Linked DNA regions of Mus musculus: region 1 is linked to region 2. The links are chromatin loops, found by intact Hi-C in ENCODE. Cell type or tissue: heart. All regions are shown on one strand. Links, peaks and the distances in the headings refer to the core of each region. The heading gives the core; the rest is flanking DNA.

The links. A loop is a pair of places that touch in the nucleus more often than their neighbours do. Peaks named below come from ENCODE experiments on the same cell type or tissue, not always from the same donor. Only the 100,000 strongest peaks of a DNase experiment are listed, where the experiment ranks them.
Region 1: it touches region 2 in a loop (6-fold over the local background); 29 of 42 quality-filtered maps call a loop at or near these places.

The regions. Positions count from the first base shown.
Region 1 is chr11:100,689,695-100,699,341 of GRCm38, reverse strand. Zfp385c (zinc finger protein 385C) reads left to right here and starts at 6,876. Exons shown (of 9, transcript NM_001373887.1): 1 at 6,876-6,941. It overlaps Dhx58 (DEXH (Asp-Glu-X-His) box polypeptide 58), which reads left to right. Exons shown (of 13, transcript NM_030150.2): 8 at 1-136; 9 at 784-933; 10 at 1,025-1,186; 11 at 2,176-2,366; 12 at 3,131-3,227; 13 at 4,000-4,458. The coding sequence ends at 4,185. It overlaps Gm38483 (a long non-coding RNA gene), which reads right to left. Exons shown (of 5, transcript XR_880214.3): 2 at 9,185-9,647; 3 at 8,532-9,090; 4 at 8,281-8,403; 5 at 1,813-2,316. In heart, for the core only: a CTCF peak has its summit at 8,775 (motif pointing left); a DNase peak (open chromatin) is centred at 4,201; H3K4me3 peaks cover 902 bases; H3K27me3 peaks cover 4,139 bases.
Region 2 is chr11:100,623,175-100,632,821 of GRCm38, reverse strand. It overlaps Nkiras2 (NFKB inhibitor interacting Ras-like protein 2), which reads right to left. Exons shown (of 4, transcript NM_028024.2): 2 at 8,523-8,630; 3 at 7,638-7,879; 4 at 5,220-6,828. The coding sequence starts at 8,616. The coding sequence ends at 6,589. It overlaps Zfp385c (zinc finger protein 385C), which reads left to right. Exons shown (of 9, transcript NM_001373887.1): 5 at 1-128; 6 at 2,023-2,334; 7 at 2,735-2,931; 8 at 3,174-3,284; 9 at 3,754-5,279. The coding sequence ends at 3,990. Among named protein-coding and RNA genes, the nearest start is that of Nkiras2, 5.0 kb to the right of the region's middle. In heart, for the core only: a CTCF peak has its summit at 5,745 (motif pointing left); DNase peaks (open chromatin) are centred at 3,530, 6,021, 6,481 and 8,791; H3K4me3 peaks cover 281 bases; H3K27me3 peaks cover 1,077 bases.

The DNA.
Region 1 (9,647 bases), core at 1,124-9,123, 66 kb before region 2:
CTTCACCAGAACCCGTCAGACTGCTTCCTCCCTCCTGCTCTGGCTTCGGCAGCAGCCTTGCCTACAGACTGTGGGCATCAAGCCGCAGATGCTGATCGGAGCAGGGAACACAAGCCAGAGCACACACATGACCCAGGTGTTGGGCCGTGGCTGGAGGCATTTCACAGGGGAGAAAGGGGAACAGGGTTTTCCATACCGTAGCAGGGTTCTGGGGAAGAGGGATTGAATCTTCCTAGACAAGAGACCAGAGAGCTGGGATTAAACAGAGACACTCCCCACCACCACCCTCTTTCGCTTAAGTTTCCCCCTGCCTAAAGTCCCAGGGGATGGAGTAGCAGGGACCCAAGGGCCTGTAGAAAAAAAAAATGAGTAGGTGGTATGGCTTCTCAGGGCAGAGGATCAGGGATATGGGATCCTTTATGGGGGATAGGGGTTAGGCAGGGACTTTTAGAGGTCACTAGGGAAGGGGTCTGGTAGGATGCTTGCCTCACAAGCACAGAGCCATAAGCCAGGTGTGGTAGTGTGTTGTAATCCCAGCACTCAGATGACAGATGGAGGCAATAGACCCAGAGGGTCAAGGTGGTTCTTGTCTACAACAGCAAGTTCAAGGCCAGCTTAGGATATTTGAAGAATCTGTCTTTTATAAGGGAGGGAGGGAGAAAAAAGTGTCCTAGGGATTACGGGTCACTAGGAAAGGCCAGCATAATCTTGGGGATAACCTTGGGACAGACTGGGACTCTGGGTTCCCGTAAACCTTTTCTTTCTCCCTGAACCCTCCAACAGAAAGACCAGCAGGAAGTGATCCAGGAGTTCAGGGATGGTATCCTGAGCCTTCTAGTGGCCACAAGTGTGGCAGAGGAGGGGCTGGATATCGCTCAGTGCAATGTGGTGGTGCGCTATGGGCTCCTGACCAATGAGATCTCCATGGTCCAGGTACACTTAAGCCCTGCTACCCACTGCAGCCCTGGAAGGATCCCATATGGATCCCAGCCCACATCTCCCTCACCTTTGTCATTTTTCCCAGGCCCGGGGTCGTGCTCGAGCTGGTCAGAGTGTGTACTCCTTCCTGGCTACAGAGGGCAGTCGGGAGATGAAGCGGGAGCTAACCAATGAGGCTCTGGAGGTGCTGATGGAGAAGGCTGTGGCTGCTGTACAGAAGATGGACCCTGATGAGTTCAAGGCCAAGGTCAGCGGCAGCCTGCAGCAGCCTCTGAGAGCCTGAGGCTCTGACTGCATCCACACACTCCTGGGTCCCCTCCAGGATCACTTAGGGAACTTTTATACCAGGCAGAGAAAGATCAAGGCCATGGTAACTGTTGCCAGAGAAGGCGATGCCTGTCCTCTGCATGACCTTAGAAAATAGGCCTTGTCCCAGGTGTGCCCTTATCCTTGGTTGGAGGCCAGCCTGAATTATGTGAGGGTGCTGGGGGAAAGGGCTGGGGGACGGGAAACAGATACTTTATATATTTGTGAGAGCCTTTCTGGAAATAGAAGGAAACAAAAACACAGGTGGTAGGTAAGATCCGGACAGATAATGTCCTAATCTCAGAAGCAGCATCCAAGCCATTTTCTTTAGTGCTGTTGTTTTAGCATAATGCCATCCCATGATAGATTTAAACAAACAAACAGACAAACAGCCGGGCAGTGGTAGCGCACGCTTTTAATCCCAGCGCTTGGGAGGCAGAGGCAGGTGGATTTCTGAGTTCAAGGCCAGCCTGGGCTACAAAGTGAGTTCCAGGACAGCCAGGGCTACACAGAGAAATCCTGTCTCGAAAAACAAACAAACAAAAAAGATAAAAACAAACAAGCAAAAAAAGCTATGCATGACATTTTTTAAAGGATGAATACAACACAACATTAACAGGAACGGGGAGATGACTCAGTCAGTCAAGGGTAACACAAGCACAAGGACCTGAATTCCCAGTCCAGTAAAAGTCTGGGTACAGCAATGTGTTAACTCTGGGAAGACAGACAGGAGGATTTCTGGGCTTGCTGGCCAGCCAGCTTATCTGAGTCAGGGAGCTTCAGGTTCAGTGAGAGACCCTGTCTCAAACAAGAAGTCCCTTCTGGGTCCGGGTACAAATGATCTGGGGTCTTTGGGAACTCTGAGAACTTTCCTGAGGTTGGGTCTCTTGGTGTCCATGTCCAAGTCCTGTCCCCCGCCCTCTTCTCCAGATCCGGGACTTGCAGCAAGCATCTCTAGTTAAGCGGGCAGCACGCGCGGCCCATCGGGAGATCCAGCAGGGGCAGTTCCTACCGGAGCACGTGCAACTTCTCTGCATCAACTGTATGGTGGCCGTGGGCTACGGGAGTGACCTGCGGAAAGTGGAGGGCACCCACCACGTCAATGTGAACCCCAACTTCTCGTGAGAGCCATGGGAGGGCTTGCAGGATGCAGAAGGGCTTTTTACCGGGTGTGGCAAGCTAAAAAGTGTTTTAGCAAGCAGGTTTTATCCCCAACAAAGAGAACTAGAATTTAGGATACAAAGAATTTAGCCATGACCTGAGTCCTTGACCCTACCCACTCTCAGGATATCAAGAAAAGTTTAACTGTCGGGTGAGGTAGCCTGTCTATGTCACTCAGTAGGCTAGGGAGAATTTTTTTTTTTTTTTTTTTTTTTTTTTTTGGTTTTTGGAGACAGGGTTTCTCTGTATAGCCCTGGCTATCCTGGAACTCACTCTGTAGACCAGGCTGGCCTCAAACTCAGAAATCCGCCTGCCTCTGCCTCCCAAGTGCTGGGATTAAAGGCGTGCGCCGCCACCACCACCCAGCTGCAGTATCTTTTTCAATATTTGGAACATAAGTTATATGTCACCTAGGTAGGAGAAGGAGGGTGATGGGGTTTAAACACGGGAAATGAGTCTAGGCAGAAGTGAGAGAGCATAATTACCCTGAGAGGAATGATGGCAGGGATGGGGCTCGGGATCCAAGGATGTTCTCTGGATGCAGGAATAGGGTGTGGACAGGGCAGGCCAATCCTCCTGGGGACTAGAGTTCCTGATTCTGGGAAATTCTCTATCTTGACAGGCAGAAAGGTCAGATGTCTTGGGAGGGACTCAGCCAGTTACAGGACATGGAATCTGGGGTTCAGGGGCTCCAGAAGGGCTCTGTCTACTCCATTCTTTCTAGGGTCTACTATACCACCTCCCAGAACCCTGTGGTCATTAACAAGGTCTTTAAGGACTGGAGACCTGGAGGAACCATCAGGTGCAGTAACTGTGGGGAGGTAAGTAAAAGGCTATAGCCCAAGGCAAAGAGCCCTCAGCCCTGGACTCCAGAGGCCCTTGGTTTGGGAAAGGAGGCCTAGCTGCACCTTCCAGTCGTCACCCCAGGTGGGAACCACGCCTGCTCTGGGAGACCCTCTGTCCTTCTGTCTGAGAGACCCGCCGTCTGTCCTGTAGTCCCCTGTAGCTTGACCTTTTACTATTTTGCATGTTCCTTTTTCTTCCACCCTTCTTCACTTCTTTATTCACCCTTTCAAGCCCCTAACCCTAGGTAGGAGAGAAAAAAAGGATAGAGGGGGAAGGGGGCGATATTATCGGTAGACAACTTCCTGATGATTTGGGGCATCGAGTTCCTTGGGGCCAGTATGATCTTCACTGTCAGGATATCTAATTTCTTCTTTTCATCTCTTTGTACCCAATGCAACCAACATCATCCAACCACCAACTAGCCTCTTCTATCTTTGCTCTAGCATTTATACACCCTCTGAAGGGTCCCCAGACTTCCAGACGTCAAAACCACACCCTTGCTAGAGCACCAAGCAAATCACTGTCATTTGCTGTGGACAATCCAAGGCCGCCCCATATTACACACCTGGGATTAAAATTAAAACACTCTCATGAATCTGTGTTTTTAAAGAAACCAAAAATTTCATTATAGTCCTGTCTTAGGGAGCCTCCTGCATGATGGCCTCTGGTGGTAGATATGGGGCTGGTCATCACAGAAGTCCAGTTTAAGGATAGAAAGCCACGTGCTTCCATCTGTTCCACCATCAGGTCTGGGGCTTCCAGATGATCTACAAATCAGTGACCTTGCCAGTGCTCAAAATCGGAAGCATACTACTGGAAACACCTCGAGGGAAGATCCAGGCCAAAAAGTGGTCCCGGGTGCCTTTCTCCATACCAGTCTTCGATATCCTGCAGGACTGCACACAAAGCCTGTCTGAGCTCTCCCTGGACTGACCCCCTTGTGACTGCAGTACCTAGGTCAAACTGCAGGGGGCAGGAGAGTCCAGCAAGCCATCCTCCTTCCCCTGGCTAGCACTCTGGTCAGGGTACCCCTTTATTCTGCTGCAGAGATCTTAAACACATTGGATGGAGTTGGAAGATGAACGCAGGAGAATTATTATGCCATGATGTTCTAAGAACTACAACATCCCTCCCTTGCCCAAGCACCTTGTAGGTTTTGTTTTTGTTTTTGAGGCTCTTCATAAATTAAAGGTGTAGTAGAGAATATGTAACGGTTTTTATTTTGAAGTGTAATTGATGGAAAATAAGCTTCATTAGTGTGCCATGCCTCCTCCTAGTCAAGAGATGAACGCACCCTCGCAGATGTCTTTGTTTCCACTGTAAGGCCTATCTTCTACCCCTCTTTGCACACTTACCTGCTTGAGTAAATTTTAATGTTAAAATATTACCCTTTGGACTAGCTGAGTTGTCAGAGCTCAGCCTACAGTGTACAAAGCCCAGGGTTTGATGTCCAGAACTGCATAAAGCCAGCATGGCGAGTGCCTACCTGGATTCTAAACACTGGAGGGGTAGAGACAGGAGGATGCTCTGATGAGATCGTTCACTGGGTAAAGTATTGCCTACAGGCCTGACTGACTGAGTTCAATCCCCCAGGACCAACTTGGGGGAAGGTGAGGGCCACCAACTTGTTTCTCTGACCTCCTCCCATGCATCCTAGTGCAGTCATAAATACTCCAGCACACACACACACACACACACACACACACACAAACACACACACACACTCCGGCACACACATGCACACACAATGAATAATAACTGTAGCTAAGATAAGTTTAAAGCCATCCTTGGCTACATTGTATGTTTGAGGTCCGCCTGGGGTTGTCTCAAAAAAAAAAAAAAAAAAAAGAAAGAAAGAAAAAAGAAAAGAAAGGAAGGAAGGAAGAAAAAAGAAAGAAAAAAGAAATGAAAGGAAAAATGTCTTCTGTGTCTGCCAAGTTCTCATGTAGATCACCAGCAGGATAAATCTGAGGTGCCCAAGACAGGGTTCACAGGCCGAGAACACACCCATCACAGAAGCGGCTCTGGGTTTCATTCCTAGATCTAAAAAGCTTCAATTTGAGGCTCTTTAAGAATGTAAAGTCCTTGTCTCCTTGCCACCCTGTGACAGGTTCTAACTCTTCAACCCCCCCCCTTGTCCCCCCTTCTCACTTGAGAAAAAGCATCCGAGAGCCAGTATTGGAGGGCTGGAGTCAGGTAGGCATGGAGCAGGGAGAATCAGAGAGGCCTAATTTTTTTTTGTTCTGATTTTAATAGAGGCAAGATCTAGGTTGATTCTTCAGGGAAAGGGCTATTTCTGTAGTAAGAGGCCCAGCAGGCACAAGCCACCTTTGGGGGGGGGGAGGGATGGAAGGGTTAGGGCAGATTCCACAGAAGGATGACAGTTCTTCCTGTTATCCAACCTGTATCTCTTCTGCTTCATTCTTGCCCTGCCTCAAAGTGCATAGAAAAGAATTGATTCTCTCTTCTCCCAGTCTTTTCTGGCTAAAGCTAAAAATTCACAGCCACTCTTTTGGGCAGCCATCTTAACTAGGGTAACTCTTTCTCAGAGTGTCCTTGGTCCCTTCAGGAGTCATCCCCCCCCAACCACCAGCCAGGAACGTGCCTTTTACAGGTCAATAAAATTAGCGACTGATGGAGGAGGGGGCGGGGGCAGAGTGCTAAGCTCAGTGGCCTTGAATGTGGCTGGACTCACGGAGTCTGGACGCCTGTCATTCCAGTGCTAAACAGTGACAGCTGAGGGACCTGCCAGGGGGGTTTGGGGTTTGGAGGAGGGCCCTGTGTTGCCAGGAGAGAGGAAAAAGATGGATGCCTAATGTCTCTCTAATCACTGGGTCTTTATATTGCTGACCTTTAGGCAGGAGTTAGGGAGGGGGTGGGGTAAGGGTGTCTCCACCCATCTTCAATTTTGTGAGACCCTCAGACTGAGGGGAGGGAGACTCAGGCAAATCTGTTCTTGTTGCTGCTTTGGGCTGGGGGGTGGGGGGTCTTCTGGCGGAGCCAGGCTTGTGAACATCTGGACCAGGCTGTCAGATAGAATTGTATAAGGTCAGGAGGACTCAGGTTTTCTAACCCTCCGAGAGTCAAGTGTAGGTTCGTTGCCAGTGCTCCTGGCACTTAGGAAGCTGAAGAAAAACTGGTGCTAGTTGAATTCAAATGTGGCCTGAGTGCAGCCTTCCTAGCCTTGGGAAAAACAAATGAGGAGGAAGAGGCAGTGGGGGAGGAGAAACATGACAATGATGATGACAAAAGGAAGGAAGGAAGGGAGAAAGAAAGAAAAAGAAGGGAGGAAAGAGAGAGCCCACACATACGTGAGCAAGCATGATTGGTGGTACATGCATGTATGTAATCCTAGCATTTAGAGGGTGGAGGCTAGAGGACCAAGAGCTCAAGGTAGTCCTGGGCTACATAAGACCCTATTTCAAATGAGACGGGGAGAGAAGGGAAAGGAAGAGATAAAAGAAAAGAAACCGGAACTCCCAGTGGCCCTGTTTCTCTGCTCTATACTCAACAACCTCAAAATGCTTACCGACTCCTCACCTTCAGGACTGGGGTGGGACTGGAGACCCCGCCCCTCCCAGCTCGTCCCCGCCCCCAGCCCGCCAGCCCCGGCCCGCGAGCCCAGAGCTTTTGCGCTGCAAACCAGGCGAGAGCAGGTGGCCACCGCCGGCTGCATCTCTTTCCTGCAGGTAAGACACTCTGAGGATCTCGAGGTCAGCTCGGAAAGACAAGGCAGAGCCTTCTGTCTCCTGCCCGTCTCAAACCTAGGGGACACCCAGAGACAACTAGGCTCGGTAGGCGGGTGCGATAAAACTCTAAGGAAGTTGGAGGGAGCCGCTGGCTCTACGGGATAATGCCAGAGTCCAAGGGCTGCGGAAAGCAGCAACGGGCAGCAGACACTACAATGTTCCGAAGGGCAGCAGGTGAACTTCGTCACCCCAAGTACCCTTTGTGTGTCCCAGGGCAATATATTCGCAGTTCGGAGTAATGGAGTGAACCGAAGGGTTTCTGTTCTGGGAGCAAGTGAGTGACAGCTGTTGCCTATCAGCGTGGGACTTGGGTTTTCTGGTGTCCCTGGGTCATCTGCATCATTTGCACTTGGCTATAGATGGCGAGAGGAGGTGGGGAATGAGGAAATGCCAGAATCCAGAGGGCCCAGGATCAGCAGGTCCATCCTGCCTAGTGTCTTAGAGTCAGACCCTGAGAATGAAGGCAGGCCTGGGATGACTGTGCCCTCTTATGTGGGATTTGGGCTTTAGGATGAGACTCTGCCTCCCAGAACTCCAGGGAGGGTTTTCTGGGAGACCTGATCTGAGATAACTCAGCTGTGATGCCAAGATTCCTGAGTCAGAAAAGAGAGGCAATTTGGGACCTTGTGAGCCACTTAAGTAAAGACCCCCGGGGTGTGGAACAGAGGGAGGGAGGGTGCTACCTAGTCCCAGTCAAGACTCCAGGAACCTTCCAGAGATCATCCCCAACCTTTGGACAGACTGAAGAGACGATTAGGGCAGGGGATTTTTTTCATGTTTTTCATGACTGTCTAGATCCAGCATTCCACGATCTCCTCCCACACACACCATCATTGTCAGGAAATTCTTCCTCGTGTATTATGTTCAAGTGTGTGTGTGTGTGTGTGTGTGTGTGTGTGTGTGTGTGTTATGTTCAAGTGTGTGTGTGTGTGTGTGTGTGAGAGAGAGAGAGAGAGAGAGAGAGAGAGAGAGAGATCTACATGCCATGGCATGTGGGTGGAGGTTGGAGGACAACTTGCTAGAGACAACTCTCGAGGTCCACCATGTATATGGATACTGGGGAATTGAACTCAGATCCTCAGGCCTGGCAGCAAGCGTCTTTATCGAAGCCATCTCATTGGCCCTTGCTCATTTCCTACCATCCTTTCTGCTTCTGGGATAGCTTCTTGCTGGGAGGCAGTGAGCTGTAGGGCAAGAGACCTTGGGGTGGGTTAGCACTGAGTCCTCGACCTCTGTCCTTGCTTCCTTACTTGAAAATGGGGTTAAGGTTAGGACCCACCTCATAGGGTAGCTGCAGGGATTTAATGAGAATTCGCAGAAGAGCATCTAGCCCGGTCTCTGGCGCCTGGTGATGGCTCAACAGGTCTAAGTGTCCCCTCCTGGGTAGGACAGCAAAGCCGATCTGCAGGGGGTGGAGGTGGGGTGGAAAATTTTTAAAGCTTGTCCAGAAAGGGAAATGCCCTTCACTCCTCCCCTGCCAGCCCCGGTCCCCTGCTGGTTCCCATCTCTGTGCTGTCCAGAACCCCTCACCTTCTCCTGGCTGTGTCGGACTTACATCTGCTGGGCGAGGCAGGATCCGGGGAGCGGCAGGGGCCCACTTGGGGCTGTGCCTAGATGGAACAAGCTCTGGCTTGGATACCCAACTCGACAAAAAATTCCCTGTGGGCGTTACCTCCCTGCCTTCCCCGCCTCCAGAAATCCACAAATTGGGATCAAACTAGGCTGGATTTTTCCAGGATGACAAATAATCCTGCCTGAAGATTGTGGGAGCTGCCCTCCAGTGGAGGGAGGGAAAGCTTCAAGCCCTGGCTCTAGTTCTGGTGGCCACCAAAGCCTGCCAATCCATGAGTACCCTTAAAATCTAGGCAAGGGAAGCAGGGCACAGGCCCTAGGCTGGGTACTTTCAAGCGTTCTGCTCTGGCTGCTTTCCATCAAGTGTAGAGTCAACCAGGCTAAGCATCAGGTCCACTCTCTCATGGCTGGAGATACAGTTCAGTCGCTAGAATGCTTGCTTAGTGTGCTGTTTTACAGGCTGGAAGCAGGCCGAGGTCCGGTGTCCAGTGGTCGGTCCTTGCAGTGCAGACATGACCTGGCCATAGGAATGTAGCAAGGGCAGGGGTGGCTGAACCCGGAGAATGGAGCCATCTCTCTACACTGTTATTCTGCTGTGAAACTCACCTCACCGGAAGCAGAGAAATCTGATTGTCAGCCTGCTCTCCCAGGTTGTCACGAAGGCATAATTGTCAAGGCAGGAGGCTAGAAAATGATTTATTGAACATGGGACTGGGGTTGTAGCTCAGTTGGTAGAGTGCTTACCAAGCATGCCCAAGGCCGCCAGCACCGCACACAACCAAGTGTGGTATATGGCAGACCGTGCCTATAATCCCAGAGCTTGGGAGGTGGAGTCAGGGGCATCGTAAGTTCTTCCTGTGTTATATAAAGTTTGAGGCTAGCCTGGGATACATGCGACCTTATTGGACATTTCATTAACCAGATCTTATAAAATATATATTATTGTTATTTTTTCATTACTGGGGGTTTAACCCAGGATTTTGTCTGTGCTAGGCCAGTGGTCTGTAGCTGAGTCATATCCCAGAGGGTTTTGTTTTGTTTGTTTTGGGGAGCCAAAGTTTGACAAAGTTACTC
Region 2 (9,647 bases), core at 983-8,982:
CAGAAAACTCAAGGCTGTGGAAGCTGCCAAGAGCAAGCAGAGGCCTCGAAACCCGACCACAAACGGGACAGTGGTGTCTTCAGCCTCACCTCCAGCCAGTGGAAGCCCTGGAACCCCTCAGAGCAAAGGTCAGTCTTGATTTCAAGTTCACACAACGAGGCTGGCTTCTGACAGCGGCTTGAGTGACTCTGGCTCTTCAACCATCTTTCTTTCCTTTTTCTTTTGTTTGGTTTTTCAAGACAGGGTTTTTCTGTGTAGTCTCAGCTTTCCTGGAACTCACTCTGTAGACCAGGCTGGCCTTGAACTTATAGAGATCCATCCACCTGCCTCTGCCTCATGACAGTGCTGGGATTAAAGGCATGCACCACTACTACCTGGCTTTTTATTTTTAACTTGGGATTTTTTGGTGTGTGTGTGTGTGTGTGTGTGTGTGTGTGTGTGTGTGTGTGTGTGTGAATGTGTGTATGTGAATGTGTGTGTGTGTGCATGTGTGTGTGAATGTGAATGTGTGTGTGTGAATGTGTGAGAATGTGTGTGTGCATGTGTGTGTGTGAATGTATGTGTGTGTGTGAATGTATGTGTGTGTGTGTGAATGTGTTGGTGCTCATGGAACACAGAGGCCAGGAGGGGTCATGAGGTCCCTGGAGCTGGAGTAGCAGTGGTTATGGGTTCTGGGGACTGCACTCCCATCTGCTGCAAGAACAGTACATGCTCTTAACAGCTGAGCCATCTCTTTAGCTTTTCACCATATTTCCTGCTAAAAAAAATGACCCCTAATATACAGACATTGGCAGACACCTATACTGTTCCTTCCTCAGGCTGACTCTGGATCAGGCAACGTGCTGCCAGCACACCTAGCCTGAGCTAGGATTCAACTACTCCCTGTGTTGGTTCCCTAAGGCTGGCAGAACACAAGGCTACAAAGTAGGTGGCTGAAACAATAGAAGTGTATTTTCTCCACAATCTAGAGGTCAGAGGTCTGCATTCAGATGTGGGTAGGTTTGGGTTTTTTTTTTTTTTTAACCTGGGGGCCAGAGGGAGAAGCTCCTGTCTCAGCTAATGGGTACCACTGTCCCCTACACTCCTTAGAGACGGAGGAAGGAGAATTCAGAGTTCCAGGTCAGTCTGGAATACACATCAAATTTAAGGCTAGCTAAGGTTCTGTAAGACCCTGACTCAGAAAAGAAAGGACAGGGGGTTGGGAGTCTACCTCAGTGGGTACAGTACTTGCAGACCACTTGGGAAGTCCCGGAGTTTGATTCCTAATACCACCACGGAACTGGGAATAGTGGCACGGACCCATGATCACAGCATTTGCGAGGTGGAGGCAGGCAGGCTAGAAATCTAGTTCAAGGGTATCCTCAGCTATATAGTGAGTTCATGGCCAGCCTGAGATACACTAGACTCTGACAAAAAACAACATTCCCCCTAAAACCTCCACTAACACCCATCATTTCTGAGTTTACATGTGGTCATTTTCCTTTCCTGTGCTGTGTTCTCTGCCTCAAAGATAGATTACCATTCACCTGTATGATGGATCTCACCAATTTCCAGTTTAATGCTATTATAATACTAAAACATTCTAGCACATCTTTCTGGTGACTTCTACTTACTCAATACTGAGGAGCTAGAACATTAGACTGAAAGTGTGACCAATTCTGTCCGATTTTATGATTTTTTTTTTTTTTGGTTTGGTTTTTTGAGACAGGATTTCTCTGTATAGCCCTGGCTATCCTGGAACTCACTTTGTAGGCCAGGCTGGCCTCGAACTCAGAAATCTGCCTGCCTCTGCCTCCCCAATGCTGGGATTAAAGGCGTGCACCACCACACCAGGCCGATTTTATGATTTTTTATACAGGGAAACTGAGGCTCAAGTTTGCCTAGTGAGTTGGTGGCAGGGTGAACCCAGAATTGAGTGCTAGCTGTCCTTTACCAGGAAGCCTTCCAGCCTCCCATTCTATCACCATGTCAGTGTTGCGCCTCAGAGGTCCAAATCTCCCCATATGTCCCATGTCCTTGCAGGTCCTGCATCCCCTCCTCTTGGCCCTTCACTTCAGCTCCCGCCGACCCCGGACCCATCAGCCGGAGACCCCGTCCACTCAGCCGGAGACCCCGTCCACTCCGAACTTTGTGATGCTGCTGCTTCGTCTTCCTCCTCTTCCTGCCCACCCTGCTCCCCGGATCCCAGCAGGGAAGCACCAGGGCCTGAGCCAGCAGAAGGGGCCGTGGGAAGTGGAGTGAATGGGGAGGGCAGGGGCGAGAAGGGACGCCTCTACTGCCCTACCTGTAAAGTGACAGTGAACTCCGCCTCTCAGCTTCAGGCTCACAACACAGGTCAGTGCTTCCCGGGTGCCATGTCATTCATGGCCAGGTGACAGAGGAACCTACCCACTGTTACTACAAAGACATTTCTGGGTCCTTCTCTTCGTCCCAAGGGAGGGGCATTGGGAGGAGAAGTCTGCAGCAACCAGAACTGAAGGTCACTAAGGGCCTGGAGTACCCTCCTCCATACTCCTTGGATCAAAAGGAAGGGACTTTTTCCCAGCTGTCTATTTTAAAAGGCCATCTTCCCTAAGGGATGTCCACAGAAAGCCATAGACAGCCAGAGATGCTGGGAAGACAGAAGTCTGTGTGCCTGGCGGGGGCCATGTGTGTGCGGAGGGGTAGCCAAGCTAACCTAGTTTGATGCTATGGCCTCCCTTCCGTACTGAGAGACCGTTTTCTTTCCTTCCAGGAGCTAAGCACAGATGGATGGTGGAAGGTCATCAAGGGGCTCCCCGAAGGGGCCGGGGCCGTCCTGTGTCCCGAGGAGGGACTGGACACAAGACCAAGAGAGTGATAGGAAATCGTGGGGGCCGGCAGGGACCCAGCCCTCCTTTCCATTGTGCCCTCTGTCAGCTCCATGTCAATTCAGAGACCCAGCTCAAGCAGGTAGGAGAAGGGAGACCAGGATAGGATGGGTATCAGAGCAAGGGAGGAGGCATTGATGCCCACTGAGGGATGGATGTGGCTAGGCTGTCCAGGACTGTCCCACGCCTGAGAGCCCCTTGTGTGTGTGTTGAACGTACGAACTATGGATAAGAGGAAGTCTGAGATAGTCTGACAATAGAATAGTTTGGGTTCTGTGGGCTTCCTCATCTCATTCTCTGTCTGTCTGTCTGTCTGTCTGTCAGCACATGAGCAGCCGGAGGCACAAAGACCGGCTGGCTGGGAAGCCCCCCAAGTCCTCCAGCCAGCATAACAAGCTGCAGAAGCACACAGCACTGGCTGTGAGTGTTCTCAAGGTACCTGTCTCTAGGAGGACCATGGTCTATATGGGAGAGAGGAGGAGGCAGGGCCAGCTGAAAGGCTTGGGGTGTGGCAAGAGGGAGGCTGCTGGTCCTGCAGCTGCCTGAGCAGGGACAGGGTTAGGGGGTGGAGGTGGGCCATACCCAGAGGAATTTCCTGCGGGTGGGCTGGGCCTAAGGTCATAATATGAAGGGCAAAAGCCAGGGGTGGGTGTGCTTATCCTAGAGACCATCTCTTCCTACCCCTCACAGTGCGGCCCGTCCCGAGGCTGTCCATCTGCTGGGCAGGAAGACAGCTGGCACAGCAAGGCCCCCTGGCATGACTGTTTGGGGGCGGGAGGGAGGAGGTTAGACTTAGAACTCTAAAAGGCACGTCCCCGAGGCAAAAAGGCTCCTGGATGTGTCCCAGGGAGGGGGCGGGCTTCTCTGGTATCAGAGACCCTCTCCATTTCTGTTTTTATTGTAGTCTAAATTGGCCTTGCAGAAGCAACTCACCAAGACGCTGGCAGCCCGCTTCCTGCCTGGTCCGCTGCCCACCACAGCTGCTGCCATCTGTGCCCTGCCAGGGCCCCTGACCCTCCGGCCTGCTGCAACAGCAGCTGCTACCCTCTTCCCAGCTCCTGTCCTGGGCCCAGCTCTGTTTCGTTCTCCAGCAGGAGCTGTCCGCCCTGCTGCAGGACCCATCCTTTTTGCTCCCTATTAGTGGACTCAGAATGGCCACATCCTATCTCTTCCAGTCAGACACTTGTCTCCACATCCCACAGAGACTGCCTTTTGCAGTTTCCGGGTTCCCACCCAACCTGGGTAGCTGCCCTTCACTCAGACTGGGGTTCTCCAGTCCCCTGGCTCTGAGGACCACCACTACCCTCCTTTCCTGGGCCAGCCCTAGGCTGCCCTGCATCTATGATTTAACAAATCCCAAAGATCTATGCAAAAACCACAGCCCCAGTCTCATGGTGCTCTCATACCCAGACCCCAACTAGAGACGTACACAGAGCTGACAGCATTTTAGCTCCCAAGGGCCAGCCTCTCCTGCCATGTTCTAGAGCGGTCTGGACAATCACTAGAGACAGGGATCTCAAACTGAAGTGGGCTGGAACCTATCAGGCATATTTACCATGGGGTAGCCAGGTATGGTGGTGCATTCCTGCAATCCTAGGGCCTGGATTACGAGTTCAAAGTCAGTTTGAGCCATATAGCTAGACACTGTCTCAAACACCAAAACAACCACAAGTAGACTACAGGGTATGTATGGCAAAGGGCCATAGAGATAAGAGGCCCCAAAGTTCTTAAAAAATGTACTGTGAAAGTGAGGCAGAGTTGAGATGACGCGCCATCTGCTCGTGGGGGTGGGGCTTGAAGGGAAAAGTGGTGTTCAGGCTGGGCCTGACTGTGTCATCCTGGCTGGTCTGGGACTGTATGCTCAGGCTGGCAAACTCAAAAAATCTACCTGCCTCTGCCTCTTAAGTAACGGAACTAAAGGCACACACCACCCTGCCTGGTCTGGCTTTGACACAATAGCCCTGGCTGTCCTGGAACTCACTTTGTAGACCAGGCTGGCCTCGAACTCAGAAATCTGCCTGCCTCTGCCTCCCGAGTGCTGGGACTAAAGGCGTGCACCACCACACCCGGCACTACAGCTCTTCTTATCTTAGCCTTTCAGTGGTTTCTCTTGAACCCCAACTCTAAAGGGGCTCTGGGTCTCCCTCAGCCTAGGGACTCTCCATTCCACACTGGGTCTGGCCATCCCAAGTGTGGCGTTTCGGGCTGGTACATGGTCCAGTAAACCCTCAAGATCAACTTTCATGTCACCAAAGCCAGTGCCATTCCCCCATTCGACATGGGATTTCACCAGGATCCACCTATATCCCCCTTTTTTTGAAAGATATTTCCAATGGGACAAGAAAAGGGGTAGGGGACGGGAAACTTTTTGATAATAGCAGTTGTGGTTTTATTGTGTCCAACACATCAATAAATGAACTTCAAGCCTGAGCCTGTAGGTGCCCAGACTCTCCTTGCCCAGGCCTGGGCACCAGCCCCCCCTCGCCTGTTCTAGGAGGAGGAGAGGGTATTGGAGGTGGCCTGGCCATAGTGTTTAACCCGTGTGAGGTGTGCACATCAGAAGCACGGAGTGGGCACCGCAGGTTGTGGGTGATAAGCTCACTTGATAGCACAAGCCTCTGATGGAAGGCTTGTCAGCTCCTGGGAAGCTGCTACTGGGCTGCCTGGTTCTCTTCAGGCATCTGAGGTAAGAAAGAAGGGCTGGGGGCGCGGCTTATCCCACCTTCACCAGAGCAGCAGGTGCATAAATACAGAGAGAGTATAAATATAAAGTCCAGCTACTAGCCAAAACCAACCAGGAGGGATGGACACTACCCTGTTGGGCAGGTTAATAGACAGCCGCTCGCTCGCAGCACTGAGCAGAGTGCACCCCTGCCCCCTGGTGGTTAAGAGAGGCCGTCCAGCCTCCAGGGCCGGTAGGTGTAGCACCTTAAAGAGGGTGGAGCAGGGGCAGAAGACACACAGGAGGCCCAAGCCACCAGCTTTAGAAAAGTCACAGCGCTACCCGTGGCTCTAGGTGACATCCAAGCTTCTGTCAACTCACATACGAGAAGACTGACGCTCAGGGGAGAAGAGTCTTGCTAAGTCTCAGGGCATGTGACAGCCCAGTCATCACTCCACTCTACCTCAGCCAATAAGACCTCTGCTCCTGGAACAGGAAGAGGAAGTGAAACAACTGGGAGATGGGTAGAGGTCAAACAGGAAATGCCACTCCCAGGAGCCTGACTTTACCAGGCCTTGAACAGGCCAGAGGAAAGGTCAGGGTGGAGGATGAGGAACCAACCCTAAGCCAGCTCGCACAAATGTATGCTTACAGTACCTAGTCTTTTGTTTTAAGGCTGGTACTGTGTGTATGTTAGTGGCAGGAAATTCAGAGTTGGGATCCCTGATAGGAGGCAGATCCTGGACTGGGCGCGTTGGCATGACGGCCCTGCTTCCTGCACCAGGCAGATGGAAGGGACACTAACCCATAAGTGTCTAGGTGACAGTGGAGAAAATATGGTCAGCTGGGGGAGGGGTGGGAACTATTATGGAAGGTCAAGGGAGGGCCAACAATCAAGTTCACTTGCACTTCTTGGAGTTAAGAGAGGACAAAGGTGGCACTGGCCTGGGCCAGCCCAGCTTCCTGTCCTAGAGGGTCACTCCCCTACCGACTGGGAAGAACAGCTTGCTTATGCACCCTGTGCTCGCCACCCATCCCGGAATGGGCTTGGAATGGTGAAGCAAGAAGGGCAGCTATTCAGCCATCCAAGGAGCCGCTGCCCTTGTTCTTGCGGCTGAGGGGGAAGGCAGACTTGCTCTGCGGCTGGGTCATCTTGCTGGCCAGGTAGATGAAAGGCTCTAGGAGGGAGCGTCGGTCAGCCACCGACACCTCCCATAGCTTCACCTTCTCGGACTTGGCCCAGTGCTGGGCCACGTCAGGGTCTACGCGACGCTGCTCCTGCAGGTCACACTTGTTGCCAAGGACCACGATGGTGACCTGGAGAGGACAGATGAGAACAGGGACTGTCGGCATGCAGTGGCTCAGGACCAGGTGTAGCCATCAGCTGTTTCTGGCCAACAGCTGGGGAGGATGCAGTTCCCAGAGGACTTCTGGAGGACTAGCAAGAACACAGAGCCCCAGAGAAGGAAAACTAGACCGCGCTTCATGTGCTAGGAGGGAACCTAGTAAACCAAGAAGAAGACTCAGCGATTGAGCTCTCCTATCATGTGGCCCACTACCTCTTGTGTGGGTTGAAGACCCTCTCCAATGATCTTCCCGGCCTTCTAGCTCCTAAACTACCTCTTGGCAAATGCGCACAACTGGGAATCATGCCAGCACCCTGTCTCAGTCAGGGTTTCTATTCCTGCACAAAACATCATGACCAAGAAGCAAGTTGGGGAGGAAAGGGTTGATTCAGCTTGCATTTTCCACATTGCTGTTCATCATCAAAGGAAGTCAGGACTGAAACTCAAGCAGGGCAGGAAGCAGGAGCTGATGCAGAGGCCATGGAGGGATGTTCTTTACTGGCTTGCTTCTCAGCTTGCTTTCTTATAGAACCCAAGACTACTAGCCCAGGGATGGCACCACCCACAAGGGGCCCTCCACTCTTGATCACTAATTGAGAAAATGCCCCACAGCAGGATCTTATGGAGGCATTTCCTCACCTTAAGTGCCTTTCTCTGTGCTAACTCCAGCTGTGTCAAGTTGACACACAAAACCAGCCAGTATACACCCGAAAGCATACCGAGGACCCACGCTCATGCTCTCCTACCACTGGGCTCCCAGCAGAAGTCTAGGACATGTACCTCCTTCTTGTCCTTGGACTTGTCGATCTCCTTCTTGAGCAGCTCGACGCGCTGGAACGACTCTCGGCTGTCTGTGCTGTAGACCAGGACGTAGCCATCGGTGCAGGAGAAGCAGTGCTTGGGCAGCTCGGCCCCATCCCGGAGACCCCGTGTATCATAGAAACGCACCTGCTCCCGCACCCCTCGGTCTGTCTCGATGGAGCCTACATAGATGTCCTCCTGGGTCTCGATCATCTCAGAACCTGGGTTAAAATGAGTCAAGAGAGATGGGAGATGGGAGCAAGGTAGATAGCCTAACAAGCCGACCAGACACAGGGCATAAGGAATATGGGGGCTCGGGAGAGACCAGACTTGAGAGTGAGACCGAGTGTCATGTCTTTATCACACCAAGCAAAAGGGCAACACAGAACTGGGTGTGGAGACACACACCTTGAATTGAAGCTCTTGGAGGAGGGGAGGCAGGGGCAGAGACAGGTTGATCTGTGAGAGTTCCTGGCCAACCTGGGCCGTACAGTGAGGCCCTCTCAAAGACGATAACAACAAGGCGGGCAGTAATAGAAGCAGACACCCTACATCCACCTCTGGCCAAGTGCTGTGGGGTGGGAATGGGCTTCTTCCTATCTTGGCTTTGGGTTTCTTCCTTCTAGATTTGTACAATGTCATAGAACTTGGGTGGTACAATGTTTTATTTTCCCCCTCCATTGTGGGGTTCAAACCCAAGGACTAGTACATGTTAGACCAGGGCTCTGACAGTCAGCCCTGCCTCCAGCCCTAATTGGGAGGGTGTGAAAGCAGCTGGTGTCCTTTTTAGCTTTTGGATTCAGGATGTGACCAGATCCTTCACTCAAGGTCTTCTGCCAGTCTCCCGGGCCCAGCAACACTCACCCACGACATGGTTCCCGTACAGAAGCTGCTCAAGGATTGAAGTTTTGCCCACAGATGCCTGGCCGCACACGACCACCTTGCAGCTCTTCCCCATGCTTAGCTTTCAACCTAAAAGGACAGAAGCCGTGTGGTGAGGGAAGACAGAATCCAAACAGCAGGCCAGGGAGCATCAGGGAGTTAGCACCACCCTGATGTTTACCGAACTACTGAGCAGTGAGCTGTAATTAACCTCCTTATCCCATGAGTGGCCAGGATTTGGCACACAGCCAGGGTGGGGTTAATGGCACCACAAAGGGAGGGGCTTAGAGAGTGGGGTGACAAAAACAGCTGGCCGGGTTTGTTCCTGTGCACAAGATAGGGCACCAAATACTGAAGGAAGTTCCACAAATACTCCTGTTCTTTTTGTTTGATTTTGGGGGGAGGGGGTTGTTTTGAGACAGGGTCTCATGTACCCCAAGCTGGCTCCCAGCTGATGAAATAGTTGAGGCATATGCACACCAGGCTGTTTTCTCCTTTTAACCATGACTTCCGTGAAGAAAGAAGCAGGGATTTTAGATTCTTCTTGACATCTTTTCCTCAGGGAGAGTGTGCAAATATGGAGAAAAACTTTCTTTCTTTCTTTCGGGGGGGGGGGGGCGGGGTTTCTCTGTATAGCCCTGGCTGTCCTGGAACTCACTTTGTAGACCAGGCTGGCCTCGAACTCAGAAATCTGACTGTCTCTGCCTCCTAAGTACTGGGATTAAAGGCGTGCAACCACCACTGCCCGGCATAACTTGCTTTCTTGAATGACTAATTTGGATGGCAATAAATTCCATTTAACCATTCCCAGTTGAATCCACCGGTAAAATAAAGATCTGACAAGAAACAGAATAAAGAGAAAAGTGCTTCCGAAAGATGGCTTTTACATCCCTTGAACTGACAGGCACAGAGAAAGCTCAGATTTATAAACTCTCTTGAGACTGCAGAGAGAGGTCCTTCTAAAGGGAAACTTCCTGACACAGGCACCCGGGGAGCGCCAGTAATCGCCCCTTCCTCCTCCCCCCAGAAAGCAGAGATCCAGAGGTAAGCCTCAAAGGGGTCCCAAGCAGAAACCTCTCCAGGAGAGTTTCCTGTCGCTCATCTCCA